Linked DNA regions of Homo sapiens: region 1 is linked to region 2. A link is a loop called in an ENCODE intact Hi-C map of the cell type or tissue named here. Cell type or tissue: Calu3. All regions are shown on one strand. Links, peaks and the distances in the headings refer to the core of each region. The heading gives the core; the rest is flanking DNA.

What was found. Peaks named below come from ENCODE experiments on the same cell type or tissue, not always from the same donor. Only the 100,000 strongest peaks of a DNase experiment are listed, where the experiment ranks them.
Region 1: it touches region 2 in a loop (6-fold over the local background); 9 of 110 quality-filtered maps call a loop at or near these places.

What each region holds. Positions count from the first base shown.
Region 1 is chr7:51,224,403-51,227,315 of GRCh38, forward strand. The region is part of intron 1 of COBL (cordon-bleu WH2 repeat protein); the gene reads right to left. Among named protein-coding and RNA genes, the nearest start is that of COBL, 91 kb to the right of the region's middle. RefSeq lists enhancers at 69-777, 778-1,486, 1,651-2,850. In Calu3, for the core only: a CTCF peak has its summit at 1,089 (motif pointing right); a DNase peak (open chromatin) is centred at 1,079.
Region 2 is chr7:51,301,440-51,304,352 of GRCh38, forward strand. The region is part of intron 1 of COBL (cordon-bleu WH2 repeat protein); the gene reads right to left. Among named protein-coding and RNA genes, the nearest start is that of COBL, 14 kb to the right of the region's middle. RefSeq lists an enhancer at 1,905-2,404. In Calu3, for the core only: no CTCF peak of the experiment used is centred there; DNase peaks (open chromatin) are centred at 1,492 and 1,862.

The sequences.
Region 1 (2,913 bases), core at 102-2,601, 77 kb before region 2:
GCTTTCTGAGGGAGAAAAAACCTGTGTGGACCTCATTAGTGGAGTATCCACCCTAACACCCTAGCCGAGGTGGCCTTGAACAGTCTTAAAGATGAGCAGAAATTTCATATATGAGAAAAAGAGACAAAGCCTGGGGCAGGAGGAGAAGTCCCCAAAGAGAAAAAGGAAAAAAAAAAATGCTGTACTGCACATCACAGGAGAAGACGCTAAAACAGCATGCCCGGGCTAGGGACAACTGACAGACAGCACACCACGGTGTCTGGGTTTTTTATTTTATTATTATTTTTTCTTTTTTTGAGATGGACGGCAATGGCGCAATCTTGGCTCACTGTAACCTCTGCCTCCCAGGTTCAAGTGATTCTCCTGCCTCAGCCTCCCAAGTAGCTGGGATTACAGGCATACCCGGCTACCAAATTTGCCACCATACCCGGCTAATTTGGTATTTTTAGTAGAGATGGGGTTACACCATGTTGGTCAGGCTACTCCTGACCTCAGGTGATCCGCCTGCATGTGGGTGACCTGTGCGTGTGGGCGGCCCGTGCATGCGGGGGCGGCCCGTGCATGTGGGCAGGCTGTGAGTGTGGGTGGACTGTGTGTGTGGGTGGACTGTGTGTGTGGATGGCCTGTGCACGTGGATGGCCTGCACAGGTTTAGACCAGGCTTGTTCCCCATTGTCTGTTTCGTGCTTTCAGTGTGGCTTCTGTTAAACGCAGGCACCATCCTGCAGCTAACACAGTCACAGCACAAAACAGAAAACGCCTGGCTTCCTCTGCCTGTGAGTGGCTCAGCCTGGGAAAGAATGGCTGCTATTTACGTGGGGACTCCACATCTGTACTCGGTTGTGAAAAGTCATTAGCTTACCAAGCAGGGGATGCCTTTCTCAAACATCTGTGCAGATGTCATGTGGTTGAGTCTGAGACTCAGATGCATGTGGCAGTTTAAAAAGAGTAGGCCTTCTGCACAAGTCTAAAGAGGCCATCAGACCTGGGACCTTGCCCGGCTCCTGCTGGGCACACCCATCGCAGGTGCTCCCGGCTGGCAGTGCACACAGGCTGGGTAATCCAGCTTTCCTTCCTCTCACCCCCTCCAGTAGGAGGCAGGGCAGGTCCTTGGGACTCAGCAGGGAATGAATCACAGCACACACAACTCAAGCTTCCTTTGATCTATTCAGGTTGAAAAACCTGGGTGTGCCCTGGCAGGAACTGTTTATAAAATGAAAAAGTATATATATGAAAACATTTCTGCCATTTCCAAGGTCATCAACCATAGCTCTAAATGATTTTAGCTTAAAACCATCACACATTTACTAAGTTTCAGGATGACGCTTGTTAATTCCCACATCAGCTGGAAGCTCCCAGCTGGGTTTTTATTCTGAGAGCTCTTCAACATTCAGCAGAAGGCTTGAAATCCACTCACTGAAAGTCAGAGGGTCTTAGGTGACATGGTGCAGTGAATGCAAATCGCAGGTGTGAGGCCCAGGTAGCTGAATTAAAACCTAACTCTATAGGTGACAGCCACTGCCCAGCCAGGCTGGTCAGGCTGAGGTAGACAGGGACTGCATGCTGAAAAGGGAAAATTCATGCGTCTCTGTACTTTCCCAGACCCTGAGTTCAAAAGCACTATGCTTTACATCTTCCATCTTTCCAGTTGGAAATGTCATCTGTGGACCTGAAGGTATAACAATTTCTTACTGTCCAAGAAAAGTGGACTGGGAAATCCACAGTGATGCTGAGGCCAGCTGACCTGAATGGCACCTCTACACCATGGGTGCCTGTTTACCATGTTGGCTACTCTGGCTGGCTGCTGGCAAACCGCATGTGCTTAAAGGGAATTTCAGAGAGAAACCAGGCACACCCGGCTCTCCTGGCTAAGAGAGTCTGTTTATGCTGCAGGCAGAAGGGAGTTGCCATTCTCTCTCCATGAGATTCTTCAGCAATAGGATGTTTGCTTCATCCTGTTTACAAGCGGTACATAAGCTGCGTCTGGTTTGTGTCTGGCTATTTATTTGCAGCCACAGTTGTAGACTTCCCTCTACCAAGGGAAGAGGAACCATGACTTTCTTGTTCATCACTGGTAAGTGAAGTGCTGGGCCCAGGGAAGGAATTCGGTCACCACTGCGTTGAGTGAGTGAGTGAGTGAGTGAGTAAGTGAGTGACTAAGTGAGTGAGTAAGTGAGTGAGTGAGGGAGTGAGTTGGGATTCAGCTGCCAAGTCAGTGCCCAGTTTTCTCAGCAATAATAAAAAGTCAGAAAGATGTCCAGAAACAAATGCCCAGAAGACAGCTGAGTGCTACCGCAGCCTGCAGAACTGGTTACCAAAGAGGGGAATGAGGAATCCTCGCATCCTGTACCAGCTCCCACATCCCTGAGTCCAACACTAATCTGATTTAAGCCCTCATTTTCTAAACATGCCATGATCCAGCCACCATGCCACACTGTGTATGTTCAATACCCCTGGCAACTTCATATGCAAGTGTATTCTCCCCATTTTACAGACAGGGTGGCTGAGTATCCAACCAGTTAAGTAACCTTCTCACAATCACACAGCTGGAAAAGACTGGAATTCTAGCCCAGGTCTTTCTGAGCCTAGGACACCACCTACACACTTTGCACCGCCTCCAGCCTTAATTACTTCTTGAAAACAAGCACCGGGGTTCCTGGCAGACTGATGCTAGGATGTTTGGACTCCTTGACACATACTAGAACGCTGGTGCCCTGCAGTGCCGGCTGATGAGCGGTGAGGTTAGAGAATACTCTTCAGTGAAGGTTTCCAGCACACAGTTGTAGAGACGCCCCCTTTACTCTGATGTGGGGTCTGGACAAGCCTTATTTGCAAACTGAGTTGGGCCTCCAAGAACTTCCTTCAGTGCTCAAGGTTCCACGAGGCTCAGATGGACGCATGGGGACTGTGTTCA
Region 2 (2,913 bases), core at 209-2,708:
GGCACTGCCCCTTCCTTCACAGCCGTACTGTGGGTGGCAAGGCCAAGCCCTTGTCTCTCAGGCCTGGGCCGTGTCCTACCAGCCGTCCCTGCCGGGCCCCACCCTCTCTTCTTTCCTCCGGGACTTCCCTCACACCTGAGTGTCGGTCTAATATTCGAAGAACAATCTTCCTCTGTAAGCAAGCTGCTCCTCTGCTTAAGGCCTCTGACCAATCCCCCAGCTCTTCCAGAGAAAATCCAAACCCCCACATTGCCTGCCCACCGCTACGTGGTTCCAAGCCACAGATTCCAGCGCAGATCCAGGCATCTAAGCCATCTGCTGTCCTCAGTGTCCCCTCCAGTGGACTGCAGGTTCCTCCACTCTGTGGGTCCCACTGTGCTGGGAACCCCTGTGCATTCCTCCATCCTTGGGCTTCCACTCCTGGCAGTCAGTCCATGCCTGCCTCTCTGCCCAGCCACATTTTACATTTTATCTAGTTTTCAACCCCCAGCTCAAAACCTGGTAGCTTTGCCTCTCCCAGCTTCAAAGAGGCATGGCTCCTGAACAGTCAGAGCCAGGGGCCTCTCCCCTGGTTGGCTCTGACAGGTCTTCAGTGTCGTGGCCCTCCCCGAGGGCAGCCGCCGAGCTGCATGTCTCCACAGCCTGGCCCCATCCTAGGAGGTGCTTACAAACTAGGTGAAGACTGCTGGGCTAACAAGGGCAAAGGCCTGGCCTCCCTCCCAGCATAATAAATTTGGAGGGGGTCACATAAATAAAGCAATGATGCCATCATTTCCTAGCAGTTAAGTTTTGTAAGAAATTCTACTGCTAAAGTAAATTGATAAGACCATTAATTTTTTTCCTAAAGATTCACAATTCTGGACTGGGCGCAGTGGCTCACACCTGTAATCCTAGCATTTTGGAAAGCCGAGGTGGGTGGATCACCTGAGGTCGGGAGTTCGAGACCAACCTAGCCAACATGGAGAAACCCTATCTCTACTAAAAATACAAAATTAGCCAGATGTGGTGGTGCATGCCTGTAATCCCAGCTACTCAGGAGGCTGAGGCAGGAGAATCGCTTGAACCCGGGAGGCGGAGGTTGTGGTGAGCCGATATTGCGCCATTGCACTCCAGCCTGGGCAACAAGAGCGAAACTCCGTCTCAAAAAAAAAAAAAAAAAAAGATTCACAATTCTGGGCTGGGTGTGGTCGCTCAGGCCTGTAATCCCAACACTTTGGGGAGCCAAGACAGGGAGGATTGCTTAAGGCCAGGAGTTCAAGACTGGCCTGGTCAATGCAGCAAGACCCTATTTCTAAGAAAAAAATAATAATAATTCACAATTCTGGTAATAATTGTGCTTTGAAAATACTGGAACTTAACTGAGATCAGTTTTACTCGCTGATAATAAATTACCATTTTTAAAGATGACGCTATACAGGGCACCAAGCACTGTTATCAGAGAGTGTTACAGACGCCTCACCCCTCACCCCCAACCAAACGGCTGTGGTGACTCAGTTTTTGGCATGTGCTAAATCACCAGCTCAGTCTTCCCAACGCAATGCTGCAACTATGACAACAATACCCCACTCACAGGGCTGCCGGCTCAGAAACAAGCTACTGTTTTATCACTGCAATAGAAACCTGCACTTCACAAATTAGAATGTTTTAAAATACAATACATTAATGTTTCCCCGAGCCTCATGACAAAGTTAACACAATAGATCATACTTTCAGATTTATGCTTTTACATTCGGATGCAGAGATAGACACAAATGCTTTATACCCTTTTATAAAATCTGGGGACACAAAACCTAATCGAATGTGGACAGGAAAGCCCATCATCCAAAATCAACAATCCCGGGCCGGGCGTGGTGGCTCACACCTGTAATCCCAGCCCTCTGGGAGGCCAAGGCGGCCAGATTGCCTGACTCAGGAGCTCAAGACCAGCAAAACCCATCTCTACAAACAAACAAAAATACAAAACCAGCAATCCGGTCTCTGTGCGCACCTGACTTGACCATGCATGCAGAGACGGCCACTGGAGGTGAGAGGTGACAGGGTGACATCCCCAGCCCTCCCGGATGGAGGGAGCCACAGAAACAGAGGCATCACTTGTCATTACTTTCCTCTAGCAAAAACAGACTCATTCCACAAGGAAGTGTGTCAAAGCAACTGGTGTTCATGAGCACCTATTTATTTATATGAAGTTAATGTGCCTGGGAGAGGGATTTTACCAAGCTCTTAGATGTTACATGTGACAAACACAGACATGTATCAAAATTCAGCTTATCTGCTGACCCAACTCCAAACAGGGAAGGTACAAATGTATACTGATCCGTTCTGTATGGATCCTTTCCTTATACTTTTCCCAGTGGGTCTACAGACTGGCTGAGTATTTTATCCAATATCCAAACATCATTTTTAAAGGTGGTCACCCAATGCTGTTATTTTTCTCTGAGTGGTCTGCAGAGCCGCCGACAGAACATATGGGACAGGCTGCTGACTGCATGCACACCAACACTAAACTCAGACATTTATTTTTATATTATTTTTAATGGGTAAAGGGTATCATGGAATAACGCTGGCGGCACCTTGAAGTTCAGAGGAAGTCCCCAGACACTAATGCTCCCCCAAAACCACTCACTGGTCCAACAGTCAGGAGACCAGAATCCAGTCCCATGTTGTCGCCAGCACCAAGGTCAGCTTGGAAAGTGATGGTGTGAGAGAGGCAGCCACACCTGCATGATGGAGGAATCGTGGTCTCGCCCTCACAACATCCAAGAACTGCTAGGAGAGCAAAACAAAGGGCAAAACACAATGACCTCTATTTAGAAGTGGGGAGGCAGAGGTCACAGGCAGGTCCAGCCTTCTAACAAAGCTCTTCCAGTGGGATGGGAGTCACCATTCATTCTCCCCACAGTCCCCAACCCACCC